Linked DNA regions of Homo sapiens: all the other regions are linked to region 1. The links are chromatin contacts, found by Hi-C or POLR2A ChIA-PET in ENCODE. All regions are on one chromosome and are shown on one strand. The core of a region is the stretch at or near the end of the contact, and the rest is flanking DNA. Distances in the headings are between cores, read along the strand shown. Region 1 holds the start of UBP1 (upstream binding protein 1). Region 2 holds the start of OXSR1 (oxidative stress responsive kinase 1). Region 3 holds the start of ACAA1 (acetyl-CoA acyltransferase 1). Region 4 holds the start of DLEC1 (DLEC1 cilia and flagella associated protein). Region 5 overlaps TRANK1 (tetratricopeptide repeat and ankyrin repeat containing 1).

Region 1 (4,168 bases), core at 953-3,452:
TTTGTTTTTCGTTGTTGTTGTTTGTTTTTCTAAGGACAGGGTCTCATCTTGTCATCCGGGCTAGGGTGCAGTGGCACAATCATAGCTTACTGTAGCCTCAAACTCCCAGGCTCAAGTGATCCTCCTGCCTCAGTCTCTCTCAAGTAGCTAGGACTACAGGAGCGTGCCATCATGCTCAACTAATTTTTTTTTTCTTGTAGAAGCGGGATCTTGCCATGTTGCCCAGGCTAGTCTCCCAATTGCTGGCCTTAAGCCATCCTCCCAAGCTTTAAGTCTTGGTCTCCCAAAGCGCTGGGATCATAGGCCTGAGACACTGCCCAGCCTGAGGCTCAATTTCTAAATATTTGACCCAGTACTTCCTTAGGGCACAGCCTGATTGAAAAATTGATGGTAGCTTGTACTTTTACACTCTCTCCAAAAACCAGAGAATTATCTTCCCCCAATTCCATTTCTCCAAATTTTCCAACAACTAATAGTAGGCCTGGCTAATCTGGTTATAGACTAGGTTATGCAAGTGAGGTGAGATCATGGAATGAAGACATATCTGAGACCCCCAATGAGACCAATGTTTCCCTTGACTATCCAATTGTTTGTGCAGATTTATTTGTAATAGTGGAATGGAGCTTCCTGAACTGATGGCCAATCTAATGTTTTCGCCTGGAATCAGAGAAATCTGGATTAGTCAAATAGCCCCGGTTTACCTGCTTACTGTGTGACCTTGCACTGTGTAATCTTTACACATTTTCACCTGAATTACCTCATCTCTAAAGTATGGCTTTATCAAATGAAATGTTTGCAAAAATGTTGTGTAAAGAGAAAAACATTCTCCAAGTTAATTTGTGGTTTTTTTTTTTGGAGACCGAGTGTTGCTCTGTCTTCTCCCGGGTTCAAGCCTTACTCCCGCCTCAGCCTCCTGAGTAGCTGGGATTACATGGGCGCGCCACCACATCCAGCTAATTTTTGTTATTTTTGGTAGAGACGGGGTTTCACCATGTTGGCCGGGATGGTCTCCTGACCTCAACTAATTCACCCGCCTCGGCCTCCCGAAGTGCTGGGATTACAGGCGTGAGCCTGTAAGTTAGTATCTAAATCACACAGGCGTTGAGACTATTTTTTTCTGGCTCAGTGCCACTGCTTTATTAGGCTGACATTTTAATCTATGTATTTTTGCACTTAAACTGGCAAGTTGGGGCGGGGCGCTCAGCATTTGGGTCTTATTCTTAGGCAGTAAGTTCGATGCAGGGCGAAGCCCGGGCCTTGACGTTCTCTTCAGCAAGGATTCCGCCCGTCAAGCGCCAGCAGCCGCTCCTAAGGAACTCTGATCCGCACACTGGCTCTGTAAGTCAGCCTCTGGCTCCTGCTTTCTATTTCATCTCTTCCGGTAAAAAGATTTCTGTCTTTTGGCCGCAGTGGCGCGTGCCCACGCTAGGTCGCTGAGGAAGACCCTTCGGGCCTTCTGAGCAGCGTAGCTGTTACTGTGGCACGTCCTAATGGTTCGGTCCAACTTCAGGAGACCGCCTGCCCTTAGGATGACCAACAGCTAGTTCAACTCAGGATAGCCAAGCTGCTCTCGGCAATGCAACCAATAGGGGAAGTCTTTCCAGAGCTCTTTCTCAGGAGCGTTGATTGGCTTATTCTCACGCCAATCAAGGTTTTCTGCACAACTGGCTTTTCTGTCACCAGATGGGGTGCAAACCGCTCACTCCCTCGGTAGAGAGGGCATAAAGCAGAGACGACCGGGAAATACCACAGAGGAGCAAATCACCTCCGGAAGTGGCGTTTTGGGTCGCTTTCTACCATGCAGTCCAATGAACTCTTTCTTTTGGCAACAAATTCCGTCTTCGAGCCCGCCCAAGGTGAAGAACATTTTGATTGGTTGTTTAGTCGGGGGACACAGAGACTCACGGGAGCTTCGTCCAAGCCCTTGCAGGTATTGCTCAGTTGGCCTGTCAATCATCTCGCTCGCTAGAAGGGGCGGAAACTGGCAGCCCTTTTGGCACCGCCTCTTCCTGGGCTGCTGTGCGGGGACGCAGCGAGGCCACCCCGGCTGGGAACAGCCGCGTGGGCGGGGCCGCATTGCACTCTCTGGACAGTTCCTGGGCCGCGAGGCGCGGGGAGTGGCCCTAAGCGCGGGGCTGTACGGGGAGGGCCGAGGCGTGGGGCGAACGCCGGGGCGGGGTCGGGGCGGGGCCGGGGGAGGCGGAAGCGGCGCGTGAACCTAAGTCGGAGTCGCGTTGAAGCCAGCGTCCGGCCGGCAGAGCGGCGTCGGCGGGGTTGGCCGGGGCGGTGTGGCGCTAGAGCCTGGGCGGGCCGGGGGCAAGGAGTCAAGGCTTGGGGGCGGGTGACGGGCGGGCGGAGGGCTTGCCCCCGTGTGGTCCTCGGAGCGGCCCGAGGTCCAGCCTCCCAGCGGTCCCGGAGGAGGATGCGACCGGGGGGCCCCGGGCGGGGCGGTCGGCGGCGGCTGCAGCGCTAGCGGCGCGGGGGCTGGGCGGCGGCGCCGGCATGAGGCGCAGGGCCGGTGTCCGCGGGAGGGTGGCGCTGCCGGCGGCCCGGCCGCTCCCGCTGCAATTGCTCGCTGGGCTCGTCGTGCCCTGCCAGTGGGGCCCCCGCAGCTCTCGTCCCGGCCGCCGCTGGTGACCACTCGCCGCCCCTCCGGAGGCTTCACCCGCGCCCTCCCCCAGGACGCGCCAGCGGAGCTCCGGCTCCTTCGCCCTGGACGCGGAGGCCGCGGTGTGCGGGGCGACGGCGAGGCCGGAAGATGGCCTGGGTGCTCAAGATGGACGAGGTGATCGAGTCCGGGCTGGTGCACGACTTCGACGCCAGCCTCTCGGGCATCGGGCAGGAACTGGGCGCCGGCGCTTACAGCATGAGGTACTGGGCTCCCTGGGCGGGGAGAAGCCTCTGTCTCCTTGGGGAAGGCCTGCGCAGCCCTGAGTCTCTGCCAGATGCGGCTGCTCCCAGAGGTGCGCGGGCCTCCTGGGCTGCGGGGTCGGAGTCCTGCCGCGTGGCGGTCGGGGGCCATGGAACCCCAAAGGCCTCTGCTCGCCCTGGTGACGGGCGGGTGGGGGAGGATGGCCCCGCAAGCGTCGGCCTCGGACCGCTCCTGAGTGCTTCATATTTGCTGTAAAACACGCCCAGCTATTAGGATGGCTTGGGTTGGTGGGGGAAGGGGCTTCTTTTCCTTATAAGTGATTTACAAGTCCCATTGGAGCTAGAATACACTGTACGAAAAGGCAGCACTTATATTGGGAGAATACTGTCTAGCGTTTTGGGATCAGTTCCTACTTTGTTGTCCTACATTATGATCTTTTCTGGCTGCAGATTTTAATCACTTGATGTTAGTAAATTATAATTGAAAGAGCAGCGGTGGGAGTAGCACTGTGACTTCGTTTTGTTCTTTTGATTGTCTCAAAGTGAAGTTTCTCATTTTGGAGACTACCCTCTCAGGCTGTTTCCTCTTGAGGGTTTTAAGATGCAGTGATTGCACCACAAATAATTGTTTAGTCTCTGCTGTCTGTACCAGCAGTCATTCATTTTAATATGGAGAGATTGAAACAGATCTGAGCTTAGTCTCCGCCCTTTATCCTTTTTAACTGTTAGGAATTTGGAAACTCTGTATTTTTTTAGTGGCTTTATTGAAATATAGTTTACCATAGCGTTGACTTGACTAATAAAGTCTAAAAATCAGTGGTTTGGCAGCTTTTCAATAATGTGAATTAAGTGTAGCTTTCTGTTCTTTAGAAAATGTCTGATGTTTTGGAAGTGCTCTACAGTTTCCCAGTAGCATTCATACATCTTACTGCAGCTCTAGAGGAGGACTTCTGGGTTAAAGCTGGCCTGGAATCTTGGTGGCTGCTCCTTGAAGTAATTGGGTCTTTAAATCTTAAGGAGAAATTCTGAGCCATAAAGAACTCTCAGAAAGGTTGGAGACATTTCTTGGAGTGTGGAAGTGAGTAGTGGAAGGCATATTAAACCTGGAGTTCCCCAGCGTCTGGCTCTGATTTGGTCTCTGTTGGGCTTCCTGAACTTGGCACCTCTTCTCTCTGCAGTTGTATAACTTAAGGCCTGTAGATGAGTTGGCTTATTTTCTAAAACAGCTGTTTCAGTTGTTGAGGAAATTGAGCTACTGAAAGTCATGGAGTCACCCCAGAGGGGAGTATTAGAGGCA
Region 2 (4,168 bases), core at 484-2,983, 4.7 Mb before region 1:
ATTACAATCTATGTGCAAGTTTTGGTCTCTGCCAACTGGTATTCCTGGACCCCCTTCAAATCTTTTCACACACCAGCCCAATTTATCGGATCACGTCAAGGCACTATTTGAGGGCCTCCAGTGATACTTAAAATTCCAAAATCTGTACCAAAGCTGAGAAGATCCCTAAGATCTGGCTCCTCCCTTCCCTCTCTATCCTTGCCAGCCTTCCTTCAGGTCCTAAAACAAATCAAGCTCTTCCCTTACTCAAGGCCACTGCATCTCTATATCCCTCTGTAAGGAAAAATCTTCCCGAGGCTCTTAATCCTCACTTCTCATGCTTCAGGGCTCAACTGAAATGTTATCGCCTCAGAAAAAGAATTTTCCTTGAAATCACCCTAAGTAGATCTCCAGGTTATTCTCTATCAGAACATCTTGTTTATCTCCTTCATGGCACTTGCCAAAGCCTCTTCAAATTTTTTTTTTTTTTTTTTTTTTTTTGAGTCAGAGTCAGGGTTTGTCGCCCAGGCTGGAGTGCAGTGGCGCGATCTCAGCTCACTGCAAGCTCCGCCTCCCGGGTTCAAGGATTCTTCTGCCTCAGCCTCCCGAGTAGCTGGGATTACAGGCGCGCACCACCACACCCAACTAATTTTTGTATTTTTAGTAGAGACGGGGTTTCACCATATTGGCCAGGCTGGTCTCGAACCCCCGACCTCGTGATCCGCCCGCCTCGGCCTCCCAAAGTGGTGGGATTACAGGCGTGAGCCACCACGCCCAGCCCTTCTTACTTCTTTTTGTCTTCTTATTTAATGTCTACCTCCCCGACTGGAAAGTCAGTTGGAAGGAGTCGTAAGTTGGGTCTCGGTTGCTCAGCGCGGTTCCTGCAGCTTCACCTGGAGGATCCCCAGTTCGCCCCAGCACGGATGGAGGAAAAACTTAAAGCTCCCTATCTATCCCACAATCCCAGAAATCGATGGCTGTGCCCACTTCAAGATCCCATTTCTCACACAGCCTCGGAAAGGCCTGTCCCACACCTGCACTTTCTTTCTCTACAAGACACATGGGCCGCTCCTGTCCACACATTTGAGAATCCTGTACACAAATCTCTCCTGAGCCCCCTCAAGCCTCACCCCACCCCACGCCACCTCACAGGCGCGCGCCTCAAAACCCCCTTCCCGTCTCACACGCGCTCCTCGACACAAGCGTCCTACAAGCCCCCAGCCCCACAAGCGCCCCACGAATTCCTATGAGGGCTGCGCTCCCCGAGCTCCCGCGGCTCCCCACGTTCCCGTGTCCCCCGCCTCCCAGCGCCGCGCCTCCCCCCTCCGCAGCGCCTGCTCTCACCGATCACCTCCTGCAGCTCGTAATCGTCCCTGTTGATGGACCAGGGCAGGGCGCTCGAGTCCTCGGACATGACGGCGGCAGCGGCTCGCGGTCCTCCCTCAAACTCGCTGACCTCGCTCGTCTCCTCGCCGCGCGTCTCCCCACCCCCAACAGCCGCCGCCGCCGCCGCCGCGCCCCCACCAATCGTCTCGGAACAGCCACGGGTCGGACGGCGCCGGGGCGCGGGGTCACCGCGCGGCAGAGCAGCGGGGGCTCAGAGCTCCGGCGGACCTCGCCTCCTGCTCCTCCGAGTCCGGCACTGCCCGGCCCAGCCCACGTCCTGTCCTCGGCCTCCGCAGCAGCAGCGACAGAAGCTTTGCCTGGGCCCAGCCCCTCTGTCCCGCCCTCCACCCCAGCCCCACGCACGGGCCAAACTTTCCCCTCTTCCTCCACCTGCCGACACGCAGCGCGCTGACGTCACTGCGCTGGTCACGCCCCACCTCGGGCCCGCCTCCGGCCGCCATCTCCAGTGTGGCTGGATGTAAAGTGAGCAAGCTAGAAACCCGAGAAGGTAGGAGTTCGCGGTGAAAGGGAAGAAGTGCTTAGGTAGAGGTTCATCGAAGGCATCGAAAAGCCGTAGGAGAGCCTCAAGTAGCACAGAGGCAGTAGCCACACTAAGCATGGCGACCAAAGGGCAGCAAAGTAGAAGGGGCAGAGCCACTTCTAGCGCCTGGGGCACGCTGCTGTCTCCGTCGTCGCATTCATTGGTTTGTTTGAGAAGGAATCAGAAAAGCAATGGGTGTGGGTAGACGTCAGTCATAAATTGGTCCCGCCTCCAGGCTCTTAGCGCGCTTCTCCGTGTTAGGGCTGCAGCCCTTCAAGAGCTCCGTTACCGCGCTCGTCTTACCACTTCCTCTGGAGTGACGTCACGGCGTAACCGTCACACCCTCGAGACGTGCGAAAGGCTCTACAGGGTGTGGAGAAACCCTGAGGGAGCGGCTGGGTGGGGTAGCCTTTGGGTGTGGACCACTGCCAACTAGGATAAAAGGCCTTGGGCCACTGGTCGGAGTGAAACTGGAAGTTTGCCTGGTGACATTTTTTTCAAGGCGGACGTTCTCTCTAACGCTTGTCGCGGCGCTGTCTCTCGCGGGTCCACCCTGCACTGGGCGGGTTCTGTCCATTCGCAGCTTTAGATCTGAAGCTCAAATAAGCACCTGCCTTGAGGGACTCGGGAGGTTGTCTTTCTTCCCCCCGGACAGGGCTTGGGGTATTAAACAAGTGAGATCGACCCACGGATTTGGGGGTTGTCTCACGGGCGTTGGCTTTTGTCGCCCCCACTGAACAGTTTTCTCAGTTTGACTACGTACGGCCGTTAGAGAAATTAGCGAGCTGAAGACTGAACACGCTTGGTAAATTGGATTTTAAAAAATAATGAGCATCCAACAGGGATAGGGCTAGGTGCGAAACTGTTCTAGGTTGGACACCTTTCAGTCCAACGGCAGTCTTTAAGGAAGAGACCTTAGGCCGGGTGCGGTGGCTCACGCCTGTAATCCCAACACTTTGGGAGGCGGAGGCGGGCGGACCACCTGAGGTCAGGAGTTCGAGACCATCCTGACCAACATGGTGAAACTCCCTCTCTACTAAAATACAGAAAAATCGCTGGGCGTGGTGGCTGGCGCCTGTAATCCCAGCTACTAGGGAGGCTGAAGCAGGAGGCGAAGGTTGCAGTGACCCGAGAGCATGCCACTGCACTCCAGTCTGGGCAACAGACGGAGACACCGTCTCAGAAAAAGGAAGAGACCTTCACCTAGGCCCAGCTGAGACGGAGCAGGGACCCCTTTTAGGGCCTGCAGGCCCTCAACCATGGAAATAAAGGAAAATCTTGAGTTACTTCAAGAGAAATTCCCGGCACTTAGCTAGCCTTGAAAAGTTAATGAACCCCTTGATAAGCAAGAGGGCAGTAATAACTTTAAACATTAGCCAAAGAAACTAAAATAACTGGATGTTTGGTTCCCTATAAAAACTAAAGATAACATCAACACATGTCCCTGAGTTGTTTTTTAGAAACCCAGACCCCCACCAAATGGATCTGCTGGCACATAGACCTCAGAGAATGGGGAGCTAAGGACTGAACTCTGACTGGTGGTTTGTTTTTTCTCTAAGTTTCTTCTTCCTGAAGAAGGTCATGCCCACAAGCTGTAGCTAACATTCTTTTCTACTGATCCGAAATTTTTAGACAAAGCTTCACCTCTTTTATCAATCGCAAATCAGAAAATCTTTGAATCCACCTATGACCTGTGGGCTCCTGCTTGGAGATGTCCCCCCTTTTTAGGTCAAACCAATGTATAACCTCTGTGTATTGATTTATGACTTTACCTGTAACTTCTTCTTTTCCGAAATTACCCCTATCTTTAAGAATGCTTGGCTGGGCGCGGTGGCTCACGCCAGGAAGTTTAGGTCCCCAGTATGTATTTCATAAGTTTATGAAATATGTATTATATATAATGTATATTTATATATATATTAAGCTTGAGCTACACTAATTCTCCCCTCTTGCTAGGCGCCCTGCCTTTCTACTGCAGCAAAACCTCCGTGTGGCAATCTAATGTCACTGCACTGGGCAAGTAGACCTTAGTTTGGTTCTAAAACACCGCCAAGCACTGGAAGCTCTGCGCTGAGCTCTGCTGTGGGAGGTCCAACTGACCATGAAACCAGTCAACTAGAAGCTACTAGCGGGTTTCCACCTAGTTGGTTGGATTGGAGAACGTTTCATGAAGAAGGTAGCATTTGTACCAGATCTTGCAAAGTTAACATGATTTCAACAGGTGCACATTTAGAGGATAGAATAGTCCAGGCTCAGCAAAGG
Region 3 (4,168 bases), core at 1,001-3,500, 4.7 Mb before region 1:
GGTTTCTAAGACAGTCCACTGTCAATCGCCCCACCTGTCCTGTTGCTCTACTTGAAACAGCCCAGATGCCCCCACAGAAGCCTGATTCTGACTCCTGGCCCTACCTGAAAGCCTCTGCCTAAGCTGCTTCCTTCCCATCTCCGCCTATCCGGACCTTTCTCCAGTCCTTCTTAATAACCGCGACCGGTTATTAAGAAGGAACGGGACCCGCATGGTTCTCCCTCTGCAGGCTTCTTCGGGCCCCCGAGGCAGGAAATGGGGTCTCTCCATGGGAGACAGGATGCTGAGGCCGCGGAAAGTCAGCCTCCTCACCCCCCAGGTACGAGGCCAGGAAGGGGACGTCCTCACCAATGCTGGGTCCCAGCTCCAGCAGCACGTCGTCGCGGCCCAGCTTGGTAAGCAGCTCGAGCAGTCGGCCTACAGAGGCGCCAGGGCGTCCCTGCCAGGCGTCCAGCAGCCTGCCAGTGGGGTCCGCTTGTGTCTCCAGTTGCCGGATCTCCAAGTACTCAAAGTCCATCTCCTCCGCCAGCGCGGTCCAGTCGGCCGCCACCTGTGTCCGCACGTTCAAGAACAGAGACAGGCGGCGCCGCACTCGCATGTTGAGAGCAGCCAGGGGAAGGGAGGATGTGGAGGAGACCGGGGCCGCAGACCCCGCGCCGGGACCTCCTGCAGCCATGGCGGGCGGTCCTGGAGCCTCAGCGCGGTCGGGTCGCATTGTCTGCCAGCGCTTCCTCTTTCTCCTGCGGCACCCGCCCCGCCCCGCCGGCTTTCGCTTTCCGAGAAGCGCCGCCCTGCCCTACAATCTGGAGCCCCGAGCAAAAGTGCGGAGGCGGGGGTGCCCACCTCTACCCTTGAGGTCTCGAGGCGGGTGATGTGGGGGGCGTAAGAAGTAGGAATCTGCCTTTTGAGATCTGGAGAGGTCCACGGCACCGCCCTCGAGGGTCTGGTGATGGTGCTAGTAGGTTGGCGGCGGAGTGAGGACGACCCTCCTTCGGGGGTTGTAGGAAACGGGCCTTGCTTTTTGGGATCTGGTGGAGCCACAGTTCTTCCACGGAGGAATCTGAGGGGTTCATACGGTCCTGCCCTCGAGGATGGCGAGGAGGGGACAAGTGGGAAGGCACCAGCTCTGCCCTCCACTGTCTCTGGGGAACACGCAATCCTGCCAGTAGGGGTATGGGAAGACCCCTGCTGTGCTCCCCGAGGTGGGAGTGGGAAACGGACAGCTGCCTTCTGGAGCCTGAGGCATGCCGTGGCCCTGCCCTCGAAATGGTTGGGGACGTCATGACACTAGGTTGGGGAGCACAAGGCACCCTGTCCTTTGGTGTCTGTGGAAAGCCCAGCACTACTCTCCAGGGTCTCAGGTGAAGACATGGCCCTGCTATTGGGAGTCAAGGGGGCACGTGGCCTTGCCCTTTAGGTTTAGGGACACAGTCCTGACCTGGGGAGCCCTGGTTCATTCATTTACTCATTCGACAAGTACTTATTGATCATCTACTAAGTGTCAAGGGTGTCGCAGGCTCCCCGGATACATGGTACCTCTCTGCCTTGGTGGAGACCCCAGCCTAGCACGGGAAATGGGCACTAATAAAATCATTCCAATTGGGTGTAAAACTGGTAAAAGTGTGAAATGTTCATTCTCCAGTTAGAGAGCTTGTCACACCCCGCATGTCTGTAAAATCTGTTCTCCCGGCCAGCCCGGAAGCCCAAATTCCCTGTCTTCTCGAAAGAATGGGAAAGCCCAACCACGTCGGAGCAGGACTCGGGCGTCTCGGAAGTATTTAGGTCCCCCAGCTCGGGTACTGGGACCGGAGGGATAGCAGAGCCTCCTAGGAAGTGGGTAGAGGAATTAGAGCCTCGGCTTCCATCTCCAGCCCCCAAGCAGTAAGCGGTCCTGGCTGCCCAGCCTTCCGTTTGGCTGCGGGCAGGAGACAGGGATTTGGGGGTCAGGTCTCGGGTTTGGCTACAAAAGGTGGAAAGACTTCCGGTCTGCATTTCTGGGCGGGGATTCGTAAAGATACACCTTCTGGTTGGCTGCGGTAGGCCAAGGTAGGCGGGGCATTGAGTGGAAAGCTCGGCTGGGCGGTGCCTGTGGGCCCTCCTATAGAGGGCTTGGTAGGCGGTGGCGGGGAGGGGCGGGTTCCCAGGCCGACTCTCCTTGTGGTTGGCTGAGGCTGGAGGTGGACGGGACTTTTGGAGGGTCGCTCGCGTCTGTTCGCAGAGCTGTGGGCGGAGTTGAGGCCTTGGAGGCTGAGATGTGGTTCTGCGCGTGTGCGGACGGCTGTCTGTTAACTCCGCGGTCAGTTCCCGGACTGGTGGCTGGTCTGCAGGGTTGACCTGCGCAATGCAGAGGCTGCAGGTAGTGCTGGGCCACCTGAGGGGTCCGGCCGATTCCGGCTGGATGCCGCAGGCCGCGCCTTGCCTGAGCGGTGCCCCGCAGGCCTCGGCCGCGGACGTGGTGGTGGTGCACGGGCGGCGCACGGCCATCTGCCGGGCGGGCCGCGGCGGCTTCAAGGTGAGGCCCGAGGGTCTGGGCGCCGAGTGTGGGAAGACGCCGGCGCGGGCTGGGGTCCGGTTCGTATGTTTGGTTATCCTGGACGCCGGAGGCAGCTCCGCACCCAGCTGTGGTCGCTTTGTCTCCCTGGGGTGGGCATGGGGGAGTGGGGGTCACTGCGGCTGCTCTTTCTGCTGCAGGACACCACCCCCGACGAGCTTCTCTCGGCAGTCATGACCGCGGTTCTCAAGGACGTGAATCTGAGGCCGGAACAGCTGGGGGACATCTGTGTCGGTGAGCGAACCACTCAGGCCCTGCGCTGGGCCTTCCCCGTTCTTCCGTTCGTCCAGAGCTCTCCTCACCTCCCCGCCCCGAATTTTCACTGGGGGAACCTCCATGGCCTTGACCTTTGAAGGGGTCCTGCCCCTTCACACCTGTGGGTATTTCTCGTCAGATGGGAGGAGAGACTGAGAAAAGAAATAAGACGCAGAGACAAAGTGTAGAGTGGGCCCAGGTGACCGGCATCGGTCTCCGAGTTCCCTCAGTATTTATTGATTACTATTTTCACTATCTCGGCAAGGGGAGTGCGGCAGTGTGGGGGAAAGGAAGAGAGATCAGACTGTTACTGTGTCTGTGTAGAAAAGGAAGACAGAAGAAACTCCATTTTGATCTGTACTAAGAAAAATTTTTCTGCCTTGAGATGCTGTTAATCTGTAGCCTTAGCCCCAACCCTGTGCTCACAGAAACATGTGCTGTATTGAATCAAGGTTTGAGGGATTTAGGGCTGTGCAGGATGTGGCTTGTTAACCATTTGTTTGCAGGCAGTATGCTTGGTAAAAGTCATCGCCATTCTCCATTCTCGATTAACCAGGTACACAGTGCACTGCGAAAGGCCGCAGGGACCTCTGCCCAAGAAAGCCTGGGTATTGTCCAGGTTTCCCCCCACTGAGATTGTCTGAGATATGGCCTAGTGGGAAGGGAAAGACCTTACAGTCCCCCAGCCCGACACCCGTAAAGGGTCTGTGCTGAGGAGTATTAGTAAAAGAGGAAGGCCTCTTTGCAGACACCCGTAAAGGGTCGGTGCTGAGGAGTATTAGTAAAAGAGGAAGGCCTCTTTGCAGTTGAGATAAGAGGAAAGCATCTGTCTCCTGCTTGTCCCTGGGAATGGAATGTCTTGGGTGTAAAACCCAACCATACATTCTATTTACTGAGATAGGAGAAAACCGCCTTATGGCTGCAGGTGAGACATGCTGGCGGCAATACTGCTCTTTACTGCACTGAGATGTTTGTGTAAAGTCAAACATAAATCTGGCCTATGTGCACATCCAGGCACAGCACCTTTCCTTAAACTTACTTATGACACTGAGTCCTTTGCTCACATTTTTTCCTGTTGACCCCCTCCCCACCATTACCTTATAGTAATGGTATATAATGCCACATCCCTCTTGCCAAGATAGTAGAGATAGTGATCAATAAATACTGAGGGAACTCAGAGACCAGTGCTGGTGTAGGTCCTCAATTGCTGAGCACCAGTCCCCTGGGCCCACTTTTCTTCCTCTATACTTTGTCTCTGTGTCATTTCTTTTCTCAGTTTCTCGTCTCCACCTTGCGAGAAATACCCACAGGTGTGGAGGGGCAGGCCCTCTTCAGGCAAAACGGGGTGAACAGGGTGATGGT
Region 4 (4,168 bases), core at 810-3,309, 4.6 Mb before region 1:
ACTTTGGGAGGCCAAGGTGGGCAGATCACGAGGTCAGGAGATCGAGACCATCCTGGCTAACACAGTGAAACCCTGTCTCTACTAAAAATACAAAAAAATTAGCCAGGTGTGGTGGCAGGCGCCAGCTACTCAGAAGGCTGAGGCAGGAGAATGGCATGAATGTGGGAGGTGGAGCTTGCAGTGAGCTGAGATTGCGCCATGCACTCCAGCCTGGGTGACAGAGTGAGACTCCATCTCAAATAAATAAATAAATAAATAAATAAGCTGGGCATACTGGTGCACACCTGTGGTCCTAGCTACTCCAGATGCTGAGGAGGGAGGATCAGTTGAGCCCCTGATGTTAAGGCTGCAGTGAGCTGTGATCACATCACTGCACTCCAGCCTGGGCAACAGAGCCAGACTCTGTCAAAAAAAAAAATTTGTAATATGTATTACTTTTTTTCTTCAAAAAAAGGGATCACTATTTGCCAATTCAGACTCTGGTATAGTGGCTACTTATGGGACAGATACTGAGAAGATAGAATCCAGTGAACTGGGTGACTGGTCATGGGGTTTATAGGTTTATAATGCTCCATATATTCTGGCTCATGTGAATGACAGGGATGTGAGTCTGAAGTTCAAGGGCAAGGTCTGGCTGGGTAGGCTGAAGTCTTAGCAGAGTGAATGTGGTGACCCACGAATCACAGAGTACAGGATCCCAGCCAGGGGCTCTGGCTGCACTTTAAGAAGCCTATAACCCGTGGAGGCGGCGAGACTGGTCCTGTAAGTATCTCACATACTGTATAGGTATTCATTTTGTTAATGTCTATCTACCTCAGTTAGGTTGAAAGCTACAGAGGACAGGTTGCGTGTGTGAGTGTGGGTGTGCCCGAACACTGGCGTTTTTATTCACTGCTGAATCCCCACTGCCTAGAACAGAGTATGACACCCAGCAGACATTCAACAAATGTGTTAAGTGAAGGAATGACTGAAGCTAACGACGTGGGATGCATGTCACTTAAGGGGCAGGTAGAGGACAGAACAGAAAGGAGAAGAAGAAGATCTGAGAGGCAGGAAGCACACCGGGGTAAAGGATCGGGTATGGGAGGAGTGCCCACAAGTTTAAGGGAGTCTTCAGTAGTGTGGCCAGCAGAGGCCGACTCAGCACAGAGGCCGCGAGTCAGCTGGTTTTCTCCTTGTACAGATGAGGAAGCAGAGTTGCTGTTCTAGAGGCTAGACACGCTTCCTAAAATCTGCGCATGAATGGCCCAGTCAAGATTGTGGTTTGTGATACAAAGGCACCCCAAAGCCGGGTGACTTTTGGCTTTATCCTCTCCATGGAACAACTATTCAGCGGTCTGCCGCAGTCGTTCATTGATATATGCAATATATAACGTATGTGTCTAGAGAAATATAGACAGGTGCTACAGATATATGCCGCACGTTGTGTGGTATGTGTGGTATTTGCGCATGTGTGTGTATGGATAGAGCGTCCTTCCACTAGAATGTCGGGCCCACTTCGGCATGATGGGCTGTTTCTCAACTGCAGCCCCAGATCCTGGAACAGCGCCTGGCACCTGGCAGGTGCTGACGCGTGCCGAGCGCTGAGACCCCGGCACCGTCCGCAGACGCGACGCCACCGCCACGTTACCTGCTGCAGCTGGTCCACGAACTCCTCGTGGCGCTCATTCTCGCTGCCGCGGGCCTTGATCAAGCTTGCGCTCACTTCGTCGCCGATGACCTCGGCTGAGTACAAGTTGCGGAAGACGCCGGTGAGCAAGTGCGAGATATCTTGGGTGCGCAGCGAGGAGGGGCGCAGACGAAGCAGCTGAGGCTCGGGACGCTGCGCCAGCGCAAGCTGCGTGAGGCGGCGGGGCCGGGCTGCGAAGCTGTAGTGGAAGGCCTCAGAGTAGGCGAGGGAGGAATACAAGGAGGACTTCCAGGTGGGCTGGCTGGGGCTGCTGGACCCGGCTGGTGGCGAAGTTGGCGCCCACATTGTCCCCTGGCACTCGTTGGTCCGGGACGCTAAAGACCTCCGCGTTTTGGAGCTCCTGGTCTCCATGGCAACCGAGACGCCGCTAACTCCCTGCGGCACTTCGGCTTCCGGCCTCACCCCTTCCGCCTTGCCTTTCTCTCGGATCCCGTCATCGCTGTGGTCATTGTAAACATTTGTGTCTTCAGCATTGTCCTTTTAAAAGTGAGCTTACTAAGTGTGAGGACCCATGAAGAAAGGTTTAATTGACACAGCCAGGCCTATCTGCAAAACCTTGTACCTAACTACCTACCTTCATCCATTCTTTAATTTGTTAAGCAACTGTTCATTCACTCATCATATTTATTGTGTAAAGATTGTGTTTCAGGTCTGTGCTGATTGCTGAAGATACCAAAGAAGTATGATGCTGCTTCTGCCTTCAGGAAGTGCACAGTCGTGTATGTGTGTGTTTGTGATGATGGCGGTGGGTGTGGAGGTAAAAGTAAAACAACTGTACTTTAGTGGGTTAAGGCCAAGGTGGAGATAAATATTGGTTGTCATGGAACTACAAAGGAGGACAGGAACTTAGTCTGTAGAAGGAGCGATTACTTCTTGGAACAAATGAAAACCAAGCAGAGATTTCAAAGAAGGAGTAGACTGAACATCATTAGTCATCAAAGAAGTGGAAATTAAAACCACAATGCAGTACTACAGTTAGTAGAATGACAAAAAACAAAAAAGTACCTAAATAAGAGCGTGTGTGTGGTGGCTCACACCTGTAATCCCAACACTTTGGGAGGCTGAGGCACGAGGATCACTTGAAGCCAGGAGTTTGAGACCAGCCTGGGCAACATAGGGAGACCCCATCTTTACAAAATATTTAAAAATGTGGGAAGGACGGAATGAAATTCAGGAGGAGTGGAACTTAAAGAGTGTGAGGGTGGAGGAATGACACTGATAGGTTAGGGCCAGATCATAAGTGGGTTGGTAGGCCACAATAGGGAATTTGGACTTTATTTTGAGGGCAGTAGGAGGTTCATCAAGGGTCTTAAGCTGGGGCATGTCATGGTCAGCTCTGTTTTACTAAGATCATTCTGATTGCTATGAGAATAGACAGGAGAGGCAAGAGGCATCAGGAAGTTCAGTTAGGAAACTAGCACAGAAGTTAGGAAAGAGATGAAGGGAGATTGGATGAGAGAGAGGGAACTGGATTGGAGATAGATCCAAAAAGTAGAATTGATAAGACTTGCTGGTGGATAATGGGAGGTAAGAAACAGGCACCAAGAATGACTCCCAGGTATCCTGTGTGTGCAATCAGGGGGGTGATGACAGCATCACTGAGATGGAAAAGAGGACTGCATTTGTCCAGGGCAGCAGCATAACATCACATTGACTGTTGTCATTTGCACACCATGGCTTTTGCTCACAGGTGATACAACCAACCACTTTCTACTCCACACTGAGTTTGCTTGCCTTACATCCTGAAACCCACTTCCAGAGATGAGTGCTAGCATGCTTGCCCACACACCTGGGCTACTTCCACTTCTACTTCTCTTGGTTGGGCCTGGCTCTCTCTTTTGTCCTTTCCAGGACCTTTTCTGTCCTGAGAGCTGAGAAGCCAGGGCCGCCTGCCCTGGACTGTGTGCTTGAGAGGCCCATCTCTGGCTGTCCCCCGCACTCTTTCCCACAGAGTAAGAGATCACAGGGCCAAGATGATGTGCCCCGTGCCTCGCCTCCAGGCACATGGGACCCCAAAAGTATGTGCCCACATGTCCTGAGTTCATTCCAGGGCCTATGCAGGCCTCTTCTTTAAGTTTATCCTCCCAGGGCTGACTTAAAAGGGTAGCTATGGTGGGGGGAGGAGGAGGGAAGTGGAGGGAGCTTTGGCAAACAGGCATTTCTCCAATTTTCCACAAGCATGCAAGGCCCCCAGTGGTGCAGGAAGGAGCTGTGGGTAGGAAGAGGGGTGCAACAGTCTGGGGGCCTCCATTGCTCTAATGTGGCAAATGGAGCCCCAGTTGGGTGGTCTTGTCATTTAGGAGCAGTTCCGCTTGTGGAGGCTCTCTGGCCCCCTTCCCTGTTATAGGGAAGGACAGGACAATGGACTCTTGCCATTACTTTTGGCTTCTCCACCCTGCCTCTAGACAGCCTCAGAGACAGTCACAGAGTCTGACTAGCCTGGGAGAGGTCTCCCTTTGCATGACCCCTCCCCCCTCT
Region 5 (4,168 bases), core at 964-3,463, 3.5 Mb before region 1:
AGAAATGTAAAGTACAGATGCTAATGGTAATATGGAATGAGAAAAACAAAGCTGTGTGTTCATTTTCACAATCCTTTTTTATACTGCTTTAGCTAGTGTGTTCCCGGATGACCTATCTGGGCTGCTCACAAGGGTTCCCATGTGGTTTTGAGGGGCTGCTAACATTTGGGTAGTGGCTAAGTGAGGTTGTAGGACCTGAACCCAGGGCCAGGAATCCATGGAATGGAGGAGTGAGTGGACTGTGGAGGTCTGGGCTTCAGTGTCACACAGATGTGTCCTTGAATCAGAATCCCCCACTTACTATTTTGGGCTAATTACTTCCCCTTTGAGTCTTATTTCCTCATTTGTAAGTTGCATTATATAAACCTATTTCTTCAGAGTTTTGGTGAGATCAGAAATAATGGACAAGAGCACCTATCAGGTAATGTTTGTGGAAGGTTTACAGTGCCAGGCATTGAGCTGAGGGGTTTTATAATACCTGGCATATTCTAAGTGCCCAGTGAATAGTAGTCGTCATTGGTGATAGGCTATAAGTGCTCATGAGAATGGGCTGGCCAAGCTACGAATTTGGTTAGAACAGCCCTCCTGGGCTTTCAAAAGCTGGGCAGTCCAGAAAAGTCACCAAAAACAAGGGCAACCTATTAAGGACTCCTGATCCTAGCAGGTTGGATGACTTTAGAATAGAGAATTCTTAAATTTTGGGCAAGGTAATGGATTCTGTTGGAAATCGAATGAAATCTGTGGGGCTCTCTTGTCATGCACTGACAATTATGTGTATAGTTTCAGGGGGTTCATGGGAAACCTCCTGGAGTCCAGCCATGGGCTCCCTGAAGCTTACCCCTGTATTAAAAAATCTTGGGAGGGCAGGCAGCAGGGTTGAGGAAGGCAGACTGAACTCTTGGGGAACCAGTAGTCAGAAATCCAGGGTCCCATTAAAAGACATTTGAGATATTTTCTCCTGGGATAAGGTAGCTGGCCTAAGAGATTTATAAGGATCCTTCCAGCTTTATTTTTTAAAAAGTTTTGAAATTCTGTGATTCCAAGTGCTAGGGTAGATCTGTGAGCAGGAGGCCTTAGGCCTCATTAGCAGGAAGATAGTTTAATTTACTGCACTCAGGGAAAGAACCTTGTCCTCTCTTCCCAGTGTGGGGTGGATATGAATAGAGCTCCATGGCCTAGGCAGAGAATGAGAGAATGGGAGACAGGCAACTCCTAATAGATTATTATCCCAGCCAGTCAAGGGAGGGCCCAGGAATCCAGCCCAAGTGGCAGGTCCAACATCCTACCTGCAGTGAGGCTCTGGTAATTCCCAAATACTGCAGACAGAAGCATCTTTTAAAAGGCCAGCAATCTGCCCACTAGAATGCTGAACTTATCATGTGGGGTTGAGTGTGGGCAGCGAGGCTTGTTTAGGGCAAAAAGTTAAGAATGGGCATCACAGAGGTTGCAGTGAGCTGAGATTGCACCACTGCACTCTAGCCAGGGCAACAAGAGTGAGACTCTGTCTCAAAAAAAAAAAAAGAATGGGTATCAATCTGAAAGAAACTAGAAGTGAGATGTGGCCATGGGCTCAGTTCCTGTGGTCCTAAGTCCACTGGCAAAAGCCATACATGAGAGAGGCTGGAGCTGAGACTGGGTCTCCAGTCATGGTCATAACAGAGCCGGGAATTCTTAGATCTGTTAGCATACCTGAATGATCTCAGTAGGGGCTTCTCAAGATGTGCTGTGAGACCTGTGAAAACTGGCTTAACTTCTCTGGGATTTAGTCTCTTCAGCAACTTTAGATAGGGTCAGTAGTTTAACAACTGGGTCTCTGAAAAGAAAAGGTCCCGATTTGTAGCATTTGCTAACTTTGGTAGTATAAATACTCTCACCATGGCCAATTTCCAGCTACTAATATGACATACAAGACTTGGAGTTAGGAGGAGATGTGCATCATCAACTCAGTAGCTGATAGGAGCCGGCTGCAGCACACCATTGACAGGGTCTAATGGGCTCCAAGTACTTGGGGCTTTTAAAACGCTGATGTGAGGAATAATTGATTGGGATGGGATATTTCTAAAGGATTTGAGTCTTCCACTTGCTAAGCCTTAAGAACTTGGCAGGGAATTACTCTTTTTTTTTTGTAATCTCATTGCAACTATGCTGTGAAATGCTACATGACATCATCTGCTCCTGTCCTCAGCAGGCTTTGAGGAAGTGTGGAGGGGCCTTAGTCCTCAGCAGGAACAGGAAGTTGGCTAGACAGAGACTTTAATTGTCACAGCAAATAGCTGAAAAACTTGGCAAGCACTTTAAAAAAAGACAAGGCTAGAGAGTGGTTTTTTTTTATTTGCTTGTTTTAAAGCTTAAAATAACTTTTTTGCTTTAATAACCTATGTGGAGAACATTATTATTCCAGCCTTTTCTGTCTTCTCCCACCAGTCATTTCTGCTTCTGTCAGCAAAAAAAGACCGATTACCAAGAAATATTCATGTCCCAGAGTTATCACTGAAAAGTCTCTTTGAGGTAAGGTGATATATATATCTATATATATCTATATATATATATATATATGTTTTGTTTTGTTTTGTTTTGTTTTGAGACTGAGTCTCGCCCTTTCGCCCAGGCTGGAGTGCAGTGGCATGATAGCTCACTGTAACCTCCTCCTCCTGGGTTGAAGCAATTCTCCCTGCCTCAGCCTCCCGAATAGCTGGGATTACAGGCGCCTACCACAGTGCCCGGCTAATTGTTGTATTTTTTGGTAAAGATGGGGTTTCGCCATGTTGGCCTGGCTGGTCTTGAACTCCTGACCTCAGGTGATCGGCCACCTTGGCCTCCCAAAGTGCTGGGATTATAGGCGTGAATCACTGCGCCTCGCAAGGCGATTTCTTGAAACATACACTTCCTTGTGTCTTGTACTTTCTCCTTCAGCTGCCTTACCACAAATTTGTTATTTATAATAATCCTAGGCTTGGACCACAGCTAATCCAAGTTTTACTGATTCCATACTTTATGGGTAAAGGAGTTTGAAGCTTCATATTGATTAGTGACTTCCATAATTTGTCCTGTGTGTTTTTTTTCCCCAGAAATACGTTTTCATTGGACTTTATGAGAAGATGGAACAAGTGCCCAAGTTAGTCCAGTGGCTCATCTCCATTGGTGCAAGTGTTGAGACTATAGGACCGTATCCCCTTCATGCCCTCATGCGACTCTGTATCCAAGCCAGTGAGTCTTCTCCCAGTTTTCCACCCTCCAAGCTGCCCTTCTAGCCTAGTTCTGGAACTCTGTTGAGCTCAAGTGAAACTAGAATTAAGCCACTTGAATGCAGACCATTTGAATATTCAAATGATCTGATTATTCAAATGAATGAAGCAGCAGGAAAATAGTATCATTTTTATCTTTCCTGGCACCTAGTAGCTGCAGGAGGTCCAAACGGAAAGGATTCTGTGACTCTAGGCAGATCCTGGCAGGAGGATGGAGCCCTGGGACCCATGGAAGGGACTTAGGACAGACAGCTGTTGCTGGGCAACACTCCCAGGAGACCTGCAGAGTTTCCTCCTTCCGGCATAGGCAGCTTTGGTCTATTTCTCTCGGTTCATTTTCACTCTAGGGTTGACGGCTGTGTTGTGGGACACAGAACATAGTCCCTTGGCTGGGGGTATCCCAAGGGAGACATGAGCTGTTGCTGATACAGTTTGGCTGTGCTTCTTTTAAAGGACTGCTATTTTCATGAAATTCTTTTTTAAGCTTTGCCATCTGGTTATAGGCTTTAACTTTAAAAATATTTTTATTTTATCATTAACACACACATATGCACACACTCACACTTTAGATAGAAGTTTGTTTTTCTTTCCAAGCACACGTAGCAGCACTGTGGGACATTCACCCATAGCAGTTTAGTGCCAGAAAGGGCCGAGAGAACTTGTCTAGTCTACCTCTTGTAGGCTGTATCATCTCCCCAGGAATGGGGGTGTGGGAGGTGGCCATGGGCTTGAGGCCTGGGACCCCTGTCTTTGCTTTAGCCAGATTTGTCCTGGTGTTATTCATTTCATATAGTGGGGAATTTATAAGAGATTTTTTTTTTGAGACTGAGTCTCACTCCATTGCCCAGGCTGGGGGAGTGCAGTGACGTGATATTGGCTCACTGCAGCCTTTGCCTCCTGGGTTCAGGCGATTCCCCTGCGTC

Evidence for each region. Hi-C counts contacts between places; a loop is a spot of excess contacts on that map. ChIA-PET counts read pairs that join two places held with the same protein, here RNA polymerase II (POLR2A). Pooled maps may share reads with other maps.
Region 2: a map of naive thymus-derived CD4-positive, alpha-beta T cell shows a loop between it and region 1 (31-fold over the local background). The contact joins the promoter of OXSR1 here to the promoter of UBP1 in region 1. A Hi-C loop is called at or near these places in 1 of 168 maps with a recorded cell type or tissue (naive thymus-derived CD4-positive, alpha-beta T cell), 1 of 37 single-sample maps with no recorded cell type and 12 of 50 pooled maps.
Region 3: a map of B cell shows a loop between it and region 1 (22-fold over the local background). The contact joins the promoter of ACAA1 here to the promoter of UBP1 in region 1. A Hi-C loop is called at or near these places in 2 of 168 maps with a recorded cell type or tissue (B cell and naive thymus-derived CD4-positive, alpha-beta T cell) and 9 of 50 pooled maps.
Region 4: a pooled map shows a loop between it and region 1 (15-fold over the local background). The contact joins the promoter of DLEC1 here to the promoter of UBP1 in region 1. A Hi-C loop is called at or near these places in 2 of 168 maps with a recorded cell type or tissue (B cell and naive thymus-derived CD4-positive, alpha-beta T cell) and 10 of 50 pooled maps. POLR2A ChIA-PET finds 5 or more read pairs at or near these places in 3 of 52 experiments (CD4-positive, alpha-beta T cell, activated B cell and endothelial cell of umbilical vein).
Region 5: a loop to region 1 is called in a pooled map, with 4 times the contacts of the local background. The contact joins the enhancer-like site here to the promoter of UBP1 in region 1. A Hi-C loop is called at or near these places in 5 of 50 pooled maps.

What each region holds. Positions count from the first base shown.
Region 1 is chr3:33,438,439-33,442,606 of GRCh38, reverse strand. It overlaps UBP1 (upstream binding protein 1), which reads left to right and starts at 2,202. Exons shown (of 16, transcript NM_014517.5): 1 at 2,202-2,871. The coding sequence starts at 2,759. RefSeq lists enhancers at 1,224-1,513, 1,724-1,913, 2,245-2,744 and silencers at 2,064-2,223, 2,284-2,393, 2,444-2,763, 2,994-3,043, 2,963-3,197 and 1 more.
Region 2 is chr3:38,163,102-38,167,269 of GRCh38, reverse strand. It overlaps OXSR1 (oxidative stress responsive kinase 1), which reads right to left and starts at 1,733. Exons shown (of 18, transcript NM_005109.3): 1 at 1,324-1,733. The coding sequence starts at 1,393. It overlaps LOC101928234 (a long non-coding RNA gene), which reads left to right and starts at 1,794. Exons shown (of 5, transcript XR_940733.2): 1 at 1,794-1,873. RefSeq lists silencers at 1,239-1,288, 1,339-1,728 and enhancers at 960-1,575, 1,969-2,068, 2,339-2,468, 2,619-2,698, 1,859-3,058.
Region 3 is chr3:38,135,209-38,139,376 of GRCh38, reverse strand. ACAA1 (acetyl-CoA acyltransferase 1) reads left to right here and starts at 2,250. Exons shown (of 12, transcript NM_001607.4): 1 at 2,250-2,512; 2 at 2,692-2,785. The coding sequence starts at 2,342. It overlaps MYD88 (MYD88 innate immune signal transduction adaptor), which reads right to left and starts at 716. Exons shown (of 5, transcript NM_002468.5): 1 at 349-716. The coding sequence starts at 676. RefSeq lists enhancers at 1-122, 623-1,032, 192-1,135.
Region 4 is chr3:38,037,099-38,041,266 of GRCh38, reverse strand. DLEC1 (DLEC1 cilia and flagella associated protein) reads right to left here and starts at 2,059. Exons shown (of 37, transcript NM_007335.4): 1 at 1,631-2,059. The coding sequence starts at 2,041. RefSeq lists enhancers at 1,265-1,494, 1,785-1,994.
Region 5 is chr3:36,891,241-36,895,408 of GRCh38, reverse strand. TRANK1 (tetratricopeptide repeat and ankyrin repeat containing 1) reads left to right here. Exons shown (of 24, transcript NM_001329998.2): 6 at 2,425-2,508; 7 at 3,069-3,207. Among named protein-coding and RNA genes, the nearest start is that of TRANK1, 52 kb to the left of the region's middle. Within about 2 kb of position 2,213, at least 13 of the 41 ENCODE cell types and tissues checked have a DNase peak (open chromatin) inside an H3K27ac peak, as active enhancers do.